Regions from separate parts of the Homo sapiens genome. Here region 1 is linked to region 2. The links are chromatin loops, found by intact Hi-C in ENCODE. Cell type or tissue: GM12878. All regions are shown on one strand.

The links. Hi-C counts contacts between places; a loop is a spot of excess contacts. Peaks named below come from ENCODE experiments on the same cell type or tissue, not always from the same donor. Only the 100,000 strongest peaks of a DNase experiment are listed, where the experiment ranks them.
Region 1: it touches region 2 in a loop (6-fold over the local background); 27 of 110 quality-filtered maps call a loop at or near these places.

What each region holds. Positions count from the first base shown.
Region 1 is chr10:13,367,608-13,375,607 of GRCh38, forward strand. No RefSeq gene overlaps it. Among named protein-coding and RNA genes, the nearest start is that of SEPHS1, 23 kb to the left of the region's middle. In GM12878, a CTCF peak has its summit at 4,461 (motif pointing right); a DNase peak (open chromatin) is centred at 4,466.
Region 2 is chr10:13,773,783-13,781,782 of GRCh38, forward strand. All of the region lies in intron 6 of FRMD4A (FERM domain containing 4A), which reads right to left. Among named protein-coding and RNA genes, the nearest start is that of PRPF18, 190 kb to the left of the region's middle. RefSeq lists an enhancer at 1,444-1,613. In GM12878, a CTCF peak has its summit at 4,386 (motif pointing left); a DNase peak (open chromatin) is centred at 4,388; H3K27ac peaks cover 1,708 bases.

The sequences.
Region 1 (8,000 bases), 410 kb before region 2:
AACAACCAGCATCTCTTCCAGTTTTTTTTGAGATTTTGTGCTTTAATTAATCAATTAATTATTTTTAGAGAAAGGGTCTTGTTCTGTTGCACAGGCTGGGTACAGTGGTGTAATCATAACCCATTTTTATCTCAAACTCCTTCCTTCGCTCAAGTGGTCCTGTCTCAGCCTCCTGAGGAGCTGGGACTACAGGTGCACACCACCTTACCTAGCTAAATTATTTTTATTTTTCTTAATAGAGACAGGGTCTCTCTGTGTTGCTTAGGCTGGTCTCAAACTCCTGGCCTCAAGTGGTCCTCCTCTCTTTTTAATTAAAAAAAATTAAAACTGCCAACGATTACAAACATAAGCGGTATAGTTAAAGCGTATATGTCTAATAATTTAATGCTTTTCATACACACACATGCAAATCAGTGCAATATAATTATGCTGTTTACAAGACAATTAGGAGTCTTATAATAAAAGTACACCTTTGCATTTCAAAAATATGAGACTTTGACTTCAGAGGGAGAAGAATTTTTTCTTTTCTTGTTTTTTTTGAGACAGAGTCTCAAAAAGAGTGCAGTGGCAAGATCTCGGCTCACTTGCAAATTCTGCCTCCCAGGTTCAAGCGATTCTCCTGCCTTTGCCTCCTGAGTAGCTAGGATTACAGACATGCACCACTACACCCAGCTAATTTTTGGAAATTTAGTGGAGACGGGGTTTCACCATGTTGGTCAGGCTGGTCTCAAACTCCTGACTTCAGGTGATCGGCCTGCCTCAGCCTCCCAAAGTGCTGGGATTACAGGCTTGAGCCGCCGCACTAGGCCTGTGAAAGATTTCTTAAGATACAAAAAGCACAAATCAGAAGGAAAAATTTTGATAAACTTGACTCTATTAAAGCTTACACTTTTTGTGTAATAAAGAGGTACTTAAACCACATTAAAAGACAAGCCAGACCAGGCACCGTGGCTGAAGTCTGTAATCTGAGCACTTTAGGAGGCCAATGTGGGCTGATCGTTTGAGCTCAGGAGTTCGAGGTTGGCCTGGCAAACATGGTGAAACCCCATCTCTACAAAAAATGACAGAAAAGTTACCCAGACATGGTAGTGCACGCCTGTAGTTCCAGCTATTGGGGAGGTTGAAATGGGAGTATTACTGAAGCCTGAAAGCCAAGGCTGCAGTGAGCCAAGATTGTACCACTGCACTCCAGCTTGGGTGACAGAGCAAGGCCCTGTCTCGAAAAAAAAAAAAAAAGACAAGCCACAGAATGAGAGTAGATAGTCACACTGCATATAATCAACAAAGGAGGAACACTTTCTAGAATATGTAAAGAACTAAAAATCAATAAAAATATATCCAATCAAAAAATAACAAAGTTATGAACAGGGAATTCACAAAAGAAGCCATCTAAGTTGCGAATAAATACATGAGGCAGAGCACGGTGGCTCACGCCTGTAATCCCAGCACACTGGGAGACAGAGCGGGGTGGATCACCTGAGGCTGGGAGTTCAAGACTAGCCTGACCAACATGGAAAAACCCTGTCTCTACTAAAAATACAAAATTAGCCAGGTGTGGTGGCACACGCCTATAATCCCACTTACTTGGGAGGCTGAGGCAGGAGAATAGCTTGAACCCCGGAGGCAGAGGTTGCAGTGAGCCGAGATTGTGCCATTGGACTTCAGCCTGGTCAACAAGAGTGAAACTCTGTCTCTAAATAAATAAATAAATACACGAAAAGATGCTCAACCTCACCAGTAATCAGGAGAATGCAAATTAAAGCTAGATATCACTTTACAGCCACTGCACTGGCAAAAATTAAGTCCAGTGAGTCTTGATCACATATTGTGAGGAACATGGGGAAATCAGAGGTCTCTTATGCTCAGGGCAGGACTGTACATCAGTAAAGCTGTTTTGGAGGGCAATTGGATACTTTCTAGTAGAGGTGAAGACACATATATCCTCTGATTCATTAGTGCCGCTTCTAGGTGGATGTTCGTGCACAGAGTTGCATACGAAGATGTTTGTAATAGCAAATAATCGGAAATAAATGTTCATTGAAAAAGGAGTAGAAGGCCGGGCATGGTGGCTCACGCCTGAAATCCCAGCCCTTTGGGAGGCCAAGGCTGGTGGATCACTTGAGATCAGGAGTTCAAGACCAGCCTGACCAACATGGAGAAACCCCGTCTCTACTAAAAATACAAAATTAGCCGGGCGTGGTGGCGGGCACCTGTAATCCCAGCTACTTGGGAGGCTGATGCAGGAGAATTGCTTGAACCTGGGAGGCGGAGGTTGCGGTGAGCCAAGATCACAGCACTGCACTCCAGCCTGGGCAACAAGAACGAAAGTCTGTCTCAAAAACAAAAAAACAAAAAAACAAAAAACAAAAACAAAAAAAGGAGTAGAAAAAATAAATGTTGCACATTCATATCACAGAATACTATATAGCAGTCAAAATTATGAAGCAACTCTAAATGTATCAGCATAAAGGAACCTTAAAACGATGTTAAGGAAGCTGTTTAATAAGTTTGGAGTTTCAATTTAGGATAATGAAAAAGTCCTGGAGATCGGTGGTGGTGATGGTAGCCCAATAGTGTGAATGTACTTAATGCTACCGAACTGTACGCTTAACATGGTTAAAACGGTATTTTTTTTTTTTGAGGCGGAGTTTCACTCTTGTTGCCCAGGCTGGAGTGCAGTGGCGTGATCTCAGCTCACGGCAACCTCTGCCTCCCAGGTTGAAGTGATTCTCCTGCCTCAGCCTCCCAAGTAGCTGGGATTACAGGCATGCACCACCACGCCTGGCTAGTTTTGTATTTTTAGTAGAGACGGGGTTTCTCCATGTTGGCCAGGCTGGTCTTGAACTCCCGACCTCAGGTGATCTGCCCTCCTCAGCCTTCCAAAGTGCTGGGATAACAGGCGTGAACTACTGTGCCTGGCCTAAAATGGTAAATTTTATGCTGTGTATATTTTACTATAATTAAAAAGCATAGTGTTAAGTGAACAGAACAAGTGCAAGATAAAATGCATTATATGATGCCGTTCGTGAAATCTGAAAACACTAAATAATAATACTACTACATACTTACTGAATGTGTTTATCTATGACCAGAATGAGAAGGACTCACATAAAATGCATGATATTCTGACTTTTGGGAGGGAGGGAGAAAAGCCAGAAGTAGAGGTTATGCTTGAACTTCATAACATTTTATTTATATTTATTTATTTATTTATTTACTTAAGATAGAGTCTCACTCTGTCGCCCAGGCTGGAGTGCAGTGGCGCGATCTCGGCTCACCGCAACCTCTCTCTCCTGGATTCAAGCGATCCTCCAGCCTCAGCCTCCCGAGTAGCTGGGACCACAGACGCCTACCACCATGCCTGGCTAATTTTTGTCTTTTTAGTAGAGACGAGGTTTCGCCATGTTGGCCAGGCTGCTTGAACTCCTGACCTCAGGTGATTTGCCCGTGTCGATCTCCCAAAATGCTGGGGTTACAGGCGTGAACCACTTCGCCCAGCACACATTTTATTTGTTTTAAAAAACTAAGAAAGGCTGGGCACCCATGCCTCTAATCCCAGCAGTTTGGGAGGCTGAGTTGGGAGCATTGCTTGAGCTCAGGAGTTCATGACCAACCTGGGCAACACAGGAAGACCCCATCATTATTTAAAAAAAAAAAAAAAAAGAAAGTATTTTAAGACCAGGCCTGATGGCTCATGCCTATCATACCAACACTTCGGGAGGCTGAGGTGGGGAATCACTTGAGTCCAGGATTTCGAGACCCACCTGGGCAACACAGAAAAACCACATCTCTACAAAAAAATTTAAAAATTAGCTGGACATTTTGGTGTGCACCGATAGTCCCAGCAGTCAGAAGGCTGAGATGGGAGAATCACTTGATCCCAGGAGATCAAGGTTGCAGTGAGGTATGACTGTGCTACTACACTGCAGCCTAGGTGACAGAGCAAGACCCTGTCTAAAAAAAAATACAACAAAAAAAAGAAGTGTAAAGGACAGAGTGTTGAGACACAGCAATGATATCCTCCCCTGTTCTAGATGGGAAAAGACAGAAACTTATATAAGGTGAAGGAGAGAAATAAGTACAGTTTCACAGAACCTGGGGGAAAAGTATGTTTCTGTAAGAATGGAGTTATAAACAGCTTCGAAAGCCAAGTAGACAGGTGACTGGCAAAAGGTCACCATGACTGTGAGGTTTATTGTGGAAAATATACACAAAGTGGATAATCCTGAGAACAAAGAAAACACCCTGCCTTGCAAGGTCTCCCATGAAAAGCACCTCTTAGAATTTGAGGCTTGGTTGATATGTGAACTTTGTCACTTGATTGATTTAGAATGGCATTTCTCAATCTGGAGACTGCAGACATATTTAGACGAGATTCCCCTCCCCGCTCTTTAAAAAAGTCTGTGTATTAATCCAGATGAGACCTGTGGGTTTTGTGCAGATCCCCACTATGGCCGGTAGGAGGCAGCATAACCTAATGCTCTGAGTCAGGATCCTGTTGCTGGAGTCTGTGCTCTGGCCCAGGGGAGGAGGAGCAGCTCATCAGCTCTGTGCTTCTGTTTCTTTCTCTATATCCTGCAAAAGGCAGGAATTAACAGAGCTAAACACTCTCAAAATATTAAATGCTGTGGGGGCGCCAGGCATCACTGCAGAAACCACAGCTGAATATAACACTATTCTCCCTGCTGCTCTCTGGCCCTAGGATCAGAAAAGCTCAACACTTTTTATTTTTTTAAATAGATAAATAAATTTATTTTGAGACAGAGTCTCAACTCTGTCTCCAACTTTTATTTTCGATTCAGGATGTATATGTTCAGGTTTAGTATATTTCCATGATCCTGAGGTTTGGGGTACGATTGATCCTATCACCCAGGTACTGAGCATATCACCCAACAGGTGGGTTTTCAGCCCTTATCTCCTTGCCTCCTCCCTCCTTTCCCCCTTTTGGAGTCCTTAGTGTCTACTGTTCCCATCTTTATGTCCATGTGTACCCAAAGTTCAGCTCCCACTTATAAGTGAGAACATGCAGTATTTGATTTTCTGTTTCTGTGTTAATTCGCTTAGGATAATGGCCTCCAGATGCGACTTTGTTGCTGCAAAGGACGGGAGCTTGTTCTTTTTTATGGCTGTATAGTATTCCACGGTGTATATACACCACATTTTCTTTATTCAATCCACTGTTGATGGGTACCTAGATGATCCCACGTCAAAAATGTTACATTCAGCTGTGGCTCACATTATATTTCTATTGGACAGAGATTATATTTCTATTGGACAAAGCTGCTCTGAGCTATTAATAAGCAGGAAGTGTGTTGTGCATCTCTAAGAGGAGGTCATAGTAGGCAGGCAAGGTTTGGAAACACATTTGACCACAGAAGCATTTTTCACATAATATCTGGTTATCTATTTATTCTCCTTTATGGGGTTGCAAAACAAAATCATGTCCATTAATTTCCTTGATCTGCTTCGAGTCCCATTTAGTGGATGTCTACCCAGAAGTATGCTTCCCAAAGAAGTTAATTTTTTGTATGTGTGTCAGAGTCTCACTCTGTCACCTAGGCTGGAGTACAATGGCGCGATCTTGGCTCACTACAACCTCTGCCTCCCGGGTTCAAGCAATTCTCCTGCCTCAGCCTCCCAAGCAGCTGGGATTACAGGCACCTGCCGCCACGCCCAGCTAATTTTTGTATTTTTAGTAGAGACGGGATTTCATCATATTGGCCAGATTGGTCTCTTGGCCAGGCTGGTCTCGAACTCCTGACCTTGTGATCTGCCCTCCTCGGCCTCCCAAAGTGCTGAGATTACAGGCGTGAGCCACTGTGCTTGGCCTAGAAGTTAATTTATTGAAACAAATCAATGGAGGCTCTGCAAAGAAGCCCCTCATTGTTCTGATAGCTGTAACATGATGAAGACCGGCAGAAGCATCCTTCATGCAGCTGTCCACTGTGCAAGTGGTTTTAGCAAAACCAAAATGAAAGTACATTTTATCATTTCATTGTATCCCAGAGAATCATAGAAATTGAGATTTGAAAGGTATCTAATCCAATACCCCCAAGTCATATTCTTGATTGGGAACCAAACACCCAGCTGCCAATACTATGTCAAATGTTTATTGAGCATCCACTATGCTCCAGACACTTGTTTTACACTCACCAACAAACTTACCAAGCTGATTCTATAATGATCAGTACAATTTTGTAGGTATTAGGAAGATCAGAGAGGTTGGACCACCTCTTTGAGGTCACACAGCTGGATGGAGGCGCTAGCATGCTTCTCCACTATGTTCTGCTGCCACTGGGAAGCGAAGAGACTTGCAAACATACCAGGTATATTAATAATATTCCAGCCACTACAAATAGCAATGTACAGTGTTTGCACTAGACCAATGACAGTGGTAATACAGTGAAAAGAGTAATCATTTTTACCAGTTTCAGAGTACTAAGACAATAATGTGGAAATGAAAAAACTGCCAGGCTCAGTGGCTCATGCCTTTAATCCCAGCATTTCAGGAGGCCAGGGTGGGAGGATCCCTTGAGGCCAGAGTTCAAGACCAGCCTGGGCAACATAGCAAGACCTCATCTCTACAGAAAAAATTTTAAACTTAGCCAGGCATGCAGTGTGTGCCTGGGATCCTAACTGCTCAGGAGGCTGACCTGGGAGGATGGCTTGAGCGCAGGAAGTCGAGGCTATAGTGAGCTATGGTGGTGCCACTGCACTCCAGCCTGGCAGCCTGGGTGACAGAGCGAGGCCAGTTTCTAAAAGAAAAATATTGAAAAAAATGAAATAAAAAGTCTTGGGCAGGGCGTGGTGGCTCATGCCTGTAATCCCAGCGCTTTGGGAGGCCAAGGTGGGCGGATCACTTGAAGCCAGGAGTTCGAGGCCAGCCTGGCCAGTATGGTGAAACTGTGTCTCTATTAAAAATATAAAAATTACCCAGTCATGGTGGCAGGTACCTGTAATCCCAGCTACTCGGGAGGCTGAGGCAGGAGAATTGCTTGAACCCGGGAGGTAGAGGTTGCAGTGAGCTGAGATCGCACCATTGCACTCCAACTTTGGCAAGAGAGCGAGACTCCATCTCAAAAAAATAAAAAAATTAAAGAGTTGAAATTTAAGAAATACTTACAGTATTAAAATAAAATGTTCTAATAGCCACATTGAAAAAGTAAAAAGAAACAGATGAAATTAGTTTTAATAATACATGTTATTTAACCCAATACACTCCAAATAGTCTCATTTCAATGTGTAAGTAACATTTTTTAAATGGTTAAAAATGTCTTATTAGGTCTTTTAAATACGATGCAAATTTTACACCTAAGAGCTCATCTCAAGTGCTCAGTACCTATATGTGCCTAATGGCTGCTGTATTGGATGGTGTAGGCTCAGAGATTAAATACTGCAAGGAAACCCCAAATAGAACCTGAGAAGTCATCACGAAGTTACAGGGAAAATAATGGAAATGAGCAGAGGATACAATTGGGTTAATATAAAGGCCGAGATGTTAGAAGACAGCCTGTCCAGGAAAAGGCTTAGCTGACAGCACAGTTAGGTTAGATTAAAATGGACTCTGTTGCTGGGCACAGTGGCTCACGCCTGTAATCCCAGCACTTTGGGAGGCCGAGGTGGGCAGATCACAAGGTCAAGAGATCGAGACCATCCTGGCCAACATGGTGAAACCCTGTCTCTACTAAAAATACAAAAATTAGCTGGGCGTGGTGGCACTCATCTGTAGTCCCAGCTAGTCGGGAGGCTGAGGCAGGAGAATTGCTTGAACCCGGGAGGTGGAGGTTGCAGTGAGCCAAGATCGTGCCACTGCACTCCAGCCTGGGTGACAGAGCAAGACTCCATCTCAAAAAAAAAAAAAAGGTGGGGGGGCTCTATTATGCAAAAATGAAAGCTCACTGAGTTAATGACTGTTCCCAGCATTTCTCTTAATACTCCAGGCAGGGATCAGGAGAGACACTTGCGGTCTAGGCCAGGAGGTGGTTTGGTCTTGTGTTTAT
Region 2 (8,000 bases):
GGGTCCACATTCCCTGACTCGCTCCTGTCTCATGGGACAAGTCCGCTGCCTCCTGCAGGGGCTGATGGATGGGCACCTTCAGTTGGCTGTTGGAAGCCACACCGGAAGAGGGAGAGGAGCAGATGGAAAAGGCTTGGCGGGAAAGCTGTGCCGTCTTATTGGTCTCTTTCCAGGGAACACGCAACGTTCCAGGCAGGCTTCCTGTGAGAGTTTCCCATGGGACGGGACTCACATTTCTAAATGAGATGTATCCACGCCCTGGCCAATGTCCTCTCTATCACCCACCTGTCTCCTTAGTGAGTTCAAGCACATCAGAAACACTGTTGGACCATGTAGGAATCCTATTCCACACTTCCTCCTGCTCCACCGGAAGCACACAATGACAGCCCCGCTGTCTCATATCCATATTTTAATTTTCTGCAACTTGGATAGATTATGACTACATTTTCCTGCTCTATTGTATAAAGTAGGGGGGTGGAAGGGAAGAGAAAGTGAGAGGGGCGTCTGCTGTGGCCATGCCTCCTGCCTGCTGGGAAAGAGAGAGGAAGGTAGGAAGGCAGTGTTCACAGTTTGGGAAAAATAGCAAAACAAAGCCAAACACCTTTCCTCGCCTTTCTGCTATTAAAGAGATGAGAGGTTCGTTCTCTGAAGAAGAACAGGAAGCAGGGATGAAGTGGACCGGAAGTGCAGGAATTACATGGAATTCTATACCCAGTGTGGAGACTGTTCCCTCCCGATCCCTGGATGTGGGAGGACATGTCCCAGGCAGGAAGGGAAGGGTTTTTTCTGGAGAGAATGGAGAGCCAGAGAGGAAAGATGTCCAGATACCAAGACACTGATATTCGGGGTTCCCCAGGGAAAGAACCAGCTTGCGACGGGATCACGTCACAGGGACACCCACTGGGGGACCATCCCACCCTGAAATGGAGCATCTGCTTAGTTTCTAAGTGTGAAGCAACAGACCAGGGCCAGCAGACAACTGAGGAAGCCTCGTACAGGAAAGAGAGACCAACACAAATAAACTGGAAAAAAAGAGCTGGAAGGAAACATAGAATAATAATGATAACTAATATTATCAGAGTGATAAGAGAGGATATTATGTTCCTGAAACAATAATAGCATAATATTAAAAAATCAGATAATATAAAGAAACTCTTAGAAATTTAAGAAAAAAAAAAACAACAAAAAACAAAACCATAATGGCAAAGGTTAGAAAGTCCAGAGAAGAGATTAAAGTAAATACTGACAAAGCCTCCCAGAAAGTAGAATAAAAAGACAGAGATAGACAGCTGGAGAGACAAGTATAGGAGTGGGAGGCCATGCCCAGCATTTGATAAATAGGAATTCTGGAAAGAGAGGACACAGGCAAGAGGGGAGAAGATGTCAAAGAAACAATCCAAAAAGAACCTCACAACTAAAAAAGAATGCATGTCACGTCTCCAGACTAAAAGTGCCCATCGAACACAGAGTACAATGGATTTACAAAGACCCACATCAGGGCACCCATCCTGAAATTTTAGATCAGAAGGAGCAAAAAGGAGTTCCCAAAGGATCCCATTGTTGGGGAGCCCAAGGGGGTGTCACATACAATGGATAGGATGGTGGGCTTTTCCAGAGCAACGCCTTTGGTATTCTGAGAGAAATTTTTTTTTTGTATATTTCTATATCCAGTCAAACTATTCATTAGATACAAAGCTAGAATAAAGACTTTTTCAGATATGCCAGTATCCAAACATTTTACTTCCCATATGCGCTTTCTCTGGATTGATTGCAGGATGTTCTCCAGCGAAACAATGGTGTAAAACAAAAAACAGGAAGACTCCGGATCCGGGAAAGAGAGGACCCAATACAGAACGAGGGAGAAGGAAAGACCCTGATGGGGATGCGGCATCCCGGGTTGAGACTCTGCATGAGACCAAGTCCAGGCTGGAGCAGGAGGTTGGAGGAGTCTAAGAGGGAGGTCCTGGAAAAACAACAGCAGTAGCAGCTGCCACAGCAACCAAAATCAAACCAAAGAGGAACGAGAACTACCCGACGTAGCTGGAAATTAATATTGGTAGACATCTGAGAATCTGTAGGAACTTTTGGGAGAAAAGTGAAGGGTATGTAGTAACTAAATAAGTGAAAGCAAGGCAAGTATTCCCTTTGGGTAAAACAATGGGTTGTCTAAAAAACGAGCTGCAACCACAGGATACTACTTGGATTAGTCACGATAATGTCATGCTTATGACTACGGCTTTAAGCCAGAATTATGCTATCACCATACTAAGAAAATGGAAAAGGAAATAAAATGTGGGTGGTTATAATCTAAATCTACATCCTTATTTTTTTTTTCTTTGTGACAAAGTCTCGCTCTGTCCACCGGGCTGGAGTGCAGTAGTGTGATCTGGACTCTTGGACTCACTGCAACCTCCGCCTTTGGGGCTCAGGCAATCCTCCCACCTCAGCCTCCAGAGAAGCTGGGACTGCAGGCATGTGCCACCACACCCGACTAATTTTTGTGTTTTTTGTAGAGATGGGATCTCACTAGGTTGCCCAGGCTGGTCTCAAGCTCCTAAGATCAAGTGATCCTCCCACCTCAGCCTCCCAAAGTGCTGGTATTATAGGTGTGAACCACTGTGCCTGGCCGTCTTCATCCATTTTTAACAGGAATTCAACAACCTAAAAGTGAATCAATCAAGGAATAATGCCCTGTGTCAATTATTTATCTATATGGAGGCAAATACTAGAAGAAACAGCTAAAACTGTTGCAAGTGGCAGGAGTTGCAGGGAGGAAGCTGTTTGTCATAATCAGCCTTGTGGAACCATTTGACTTTTAAATGATGTCATCTATTACTTTGATAGAAACAAATATTAATACTTTAAAAAGTGAATGAAATTGAACTTTGAAAAAGCAGAAATAAGCGGCTTATTTTACCTTGACAACTTAGATTTTAACATACAGTAGGAACCGTTCCCCAAGAGACAGGGAGGGAGCAGATACTAAACCTACGCTGGGTAAACCCAGGCATCCGGGTATCAGCATCGGGATGGGTTATCTGGGTCTAACACTACCCTCTGGGCTCTTCAAGGTCCCCAAAGCACCAGGGGGCTGTGTGGGTGGCACAAAGAGAATCACAGCCAAGAGAAAAAAACTCGGGTCTAAATCCAACGAGCTAATCACATGCCTGGCATGGGACTAAGAACTTTGCATGCTTTATCTCACTGAATCTTCCCAAGAAGGTTGTGGTTAGAGCCTTATAACATCCTTGCTCAATTAGAGAGGAAAGGGAAGCTTGGAGACGTTACAGGAGGTGCCCACATTTATCCCTTTTACCAAGGGGCATGCCTGGGAAAAGAACCTGGGTCTGCCCGGCAGCAAAAGCTGAACTGTCAACCACTCAGCAGTGCCTTTCATGATCTTTACACTGACACAGGTTACACAGGCTATCCAGCCATCCCCCAGTCCTTTGTCTCTGAGTCACTTAGCCTCTCTGTACCTACTTCCTCCTCTGGAAAGCCAGCGATTCTCGCTCCATCTCACGCAGAGATGCTGAGGCTCAAATATCATAGTATATATAAAAAATTTAAATGGCAATTTGTACAAATGAAAATATTATTCTTGATCACAGGAGGGAGACAGGGGGCCTTGGGATGCGACTTGGTCTCCTATATCAACTTGAAAGATGCTGTCCCTTGGTCATTTGTGGTCATTTATGTGCCCAAGCCCAAGGAAAGATTTTGAGAAGAGAGGGCTGGGTTCTGGAGTGACATTCAGCATGTGGGCTGATGCTGTCGGGACCTTGAACCTAAATGTGGCTGGCTGCAAAGGTGTCATCACCTCCACTCAGGGCATCTGTAGTATTTAGTTCTGACATTTATTCTTTTTAATTTTCCCTGAATCGCAAAGTCCTAGGCGTGCATGATGTTCAGAGGCCTTCAGTGCCAGCTCAGCATTTGGGACAAGACAGTACTGAACGCAACTCCTCTCCCTTTCCCCAAGCGTCTGCCCAAGTAGGCTTTGGGTCAATTTTTTTTTTTTTTTTTTTTTTTTTGAGACGGAGTCTCGCTCTGGCACCCAGGCTGGAGTGCAATGGTGCGATCTCGGCTTACTGCAACCTCAGCCTCCCGGGTTCGCTCAAGCAATTCTCCTGAGTGAGCCTCCCGAGTAGCTGGGATTACAGGCGCCTGCCACCACGCCCGGCTAACTTTTGTATTTTTAGTAGAGATGGCATCTCACCATGTTGGTCAGGCTGGTCTCGAACTCCTGACCTCTTGATCCACCCGCCTCTGCCTCCCAAAGTGCTGGGATTACAGGCGTGGGCCGGGGACAATTTTTTACTTGCCCTGCTGGAGAGTGATTTCGCGGATTCAGCCTTGCCATGCATTTACTTCGCTGCCCAAGGCTGCCACCTGGTGGAGACTGCTCACCTTTCATTTCTGAACTTGGTTTCAAAGCGCTTTCACATTTATTTAAAAAAAAAACCTGATACTCTTACAATCTGTATGTAAGTTCAGTATTATTATTTCCACTTTATAATGAGAAAGTGGGGTCTTAGAGGAAAGAATCTAAAAGTACCTGGAACTGCATTATGGTATCTTTTCCCTCCATTCGGCAAAACCCCAAAATGCTGTCCTCTTAGTGTGCTGGGTTTGAGCCCAGTTTAAGTCCTGGCTCAGCAACTGTCCCAAAATGAGGTCTTTTCACAGAACTGAATTTGATCATTACCAGGCCCTCCGTTATTCTGAACATTTGTAATTGGTGGAACTATTCTGTGCAGTGAATGTGTTGAGGTAGTTACAGAAGGAAAGTGATGGCTGATACTACCATTCCAACGTGTGTGTGTGTGTGTGTGTGTGTTTGTGTGTGTGTTAAGGTTTAATGGGTTTTTGCAATCCCTAGGGCCTGAGTTTAATTACATTTTAAAATCCAGGCAGCGGTATCTCCCTAGACTCCTTTGAATCCATCCATCGAACACCTCACAGACAAGCGCACGAGGAGAGCCTCCCTCCAGGGTGCACCATAGCCTGGCCATTCATTAGGCATGTGATCTCATCTTCATTCACTGGGAAAACAGGGATAAAAGGCTGCATCTATCTCTTGGGTTGATGGGTGCAGCAAACCATCATGGCACATGTATACCTATGTAACAAACCTGCACATTCTGCATGTGTATCCCAGAACTTAAAGTATAATAATAATAAAACACTTTTTAGAAAATTCAGGACACTCTGGGCTTTACATTTATTTATTTATTTATTTAAAAAAAGAATTGGCTGGGTGTGGTGGCTCATGCCTGTAATCTCAGCCCTTTGGGAGGCCAAGGTGGGTGGATCATGAGGTCAGGCGTTCGAGACCGGCCTGACTAACACGGTGAAACCCCATCTCTACTAAAAATACAAAAATTAGCCAGGTGTGATGGCTGGTGCCTATAATTCCACCTGCTCAGGAGGCCGAGGCAGAGAATCGCTTGAACCCAGGAGGCAGAGGTTGCAGTGAGCCGAGATTATGCCATTACACTACAGCCTGGGCTACAGAGTGAGACTCCATCTCCAAGAAAAAAAAAAAAAAGACTTATTTAATCTTCCATCAATGTTCTGACAACCAAGAGAAAATTCCTTACTGAGATCACAGGAATGGCTAAACCCATCAAATCTTCACTTGAAAGTTCTCTGGTTTGTCCATCTGGAATTTGCCCTGACTGAATGCACTACCCTTAAATTCCTTAGTAGAACTTTTATTCTAACTAATCCTCACACTTCAGGACTTCAGACGAGTCCCTGACATTTTACCCAGGTAAGAGGTAGAACTTAAGCTGTGAATTCAGAAAAACATCTGTTAATTTGCTTTCTGTGGCCCTACATTAGTCAGCTGGTGTATACCTCAAACTCTTCCGCTTCTTGTTAATTACATTTTTAGAGTAAGGGGAAATCCTAGGTTTAGTATTATTTGATTTATTTCAAGGTAGAATGCATTTTGGCCTCCAAATTAATTACCATCAATAAACTTATGCAAAATTCACTCTCAAAAAAAAAAAAGCAGTGTCTATCTCAAAAGGCGTTGTGAAGACTCAGTTAAACAATTCACATAAAGCACTCAGCAACAAGCCTACACATCATGTGAACTTTGTAGGAATGAACCGTTCTTGTCTATTACTGTTAATGAGCAGCCCTAAGGGGGTGTGACGGAGATTGCATTCATGAGACATTCATTGCATTCGTTATGTGCATGCCGGGGGTAGCCAGTGGAGTGGGTGTTTCTTTTTTAAAATGTTCTTTTAGGGCCGGGCAAGGTGGCTCACACCTGTAATCCCAACACTTTGGGAGGCCAAGGTGGATGGATCAACTTGAGGTCAGGAGTTTGAGACCAGCCTGGGCAACATGGCAAAACCCCATCTCTATTAAAAATACAAAAACTAGCCAAGCGTGGTGGTGCACACCTGTAATCCCAGTTACTCGGGAGGCTGAGGCGGGAGAATCGCTTGAACCTGGGAGGCGGAGGCTGCAGTGAGCTGAGATTGTGCCATTGTACTCCAGCCTGGGCAACAGAGTGAGACTGTGTCTCAAAAAAAAAAAAAATGTTCTTTTAGTCGCAGTTCCTAACCTCAGTGATATTCCGCAAGTCCATCTTCCCCGGGAGGAGGTGTGTGCTGTAAAGGGGTGTAGGCATTTTGGGTCATCCCACAAAAGGAGACACTACAAGCTTATGGAGCAATTGGATACAGGACAAGGGGCTGTCGCTCTCAATTAGGAATCATCTCTTGAACAAACATTTTTGTAAAGAAGATACACAAATGGCCAACAGCATGCGGACATATGCTCAACATCACTAGTCTACAGGGAAACGCAAATCAAAACCACAATGAGATACACCTCACACCCATTGGGATGGTCATCAATTTAATAAAGCAAAATAGAAAATAACAAATGTTGGAGAGGATGTGGAGAAACTGGAACCCTTGGGCACTGTTGGTAGAAATGTAAAATGGTGCAGCTGCTATGGAAAACAGTAGGGATGGCTCCTCAAAAAATGAAAAATAGAAGTACCCTATGATCTGGCAATACCACCTATAGGTATATACCCTGAACAACTGGGAATAGGGTCTCGAGGAGATATTTAGACATCCATGTTCATAACAGCATTATTCATGATAGGCAAAAGGTTTTGGAAATAACCCGTGCCTTTTGATGTATGAATGGATCAACAAAAGGTGATCTACACAGACAATAAAATGTTATTTAGCCTTAAAAAGGAAGGCAGCCAAGCGTGGTGGCCCACTTCTGTAATCCCAGCACTTTGGAAGGCCAAGGCAGGCAGATCACCTGAGCCCAGGAGTTTGAGACCAGCCTGGCCAACATGGTGAAACCCTGTCTCCATAAACAAATACAAAAATTAGCTGGGTGAGGTGGCACACACCTGTAGTCCCAGCTACTTAGGAGGGTGAAGTAGGAGGATCACTTGAACCCAGAAGGTGGAGGTTGCAGTGAGCCAAGATTGCACCACTGAACTCCAGCCTGGGCGAGAGAGACCCTGTCTTAAAAATTAAAAAAAAAAAAAAAAAAAAAAAGGAAGGAAATTCTGATACACGCTACAACATGGATGAACCTTTTTTTTTTTTTTTTTTTTTTTTTCTGAGACAGAGTTTTGCTCTGTTGCCCAGGCTGGAGTGCAGTGGTATGATCTCGGCTCACTGTAACCTCCACCTCCCAGGTTCAAGAGATTTTCCTGCCTCAGCCTCCCAAATACCTAGAATCACAGACACAAAACACCACATCTGGCTAATTTTTGTATTTTTAATAGAGATGGGGTTCCGCCATGTTGGCCAGGCTAGTCTCAAACTCCTGACCTCAGGTGATCCGCCTGCCTCGGCCTCCCAAAGTGCTGGGATTACAGGCATGAGCCACCACACACAGCCAACATGGATGAACCTTGAGGCCATTATGCTAGGTAAAGTAAGCCAGACACAAAAGGACAAATATATATGATTCCACTTATATGAAGTACTAGAGTGGTTAAATTC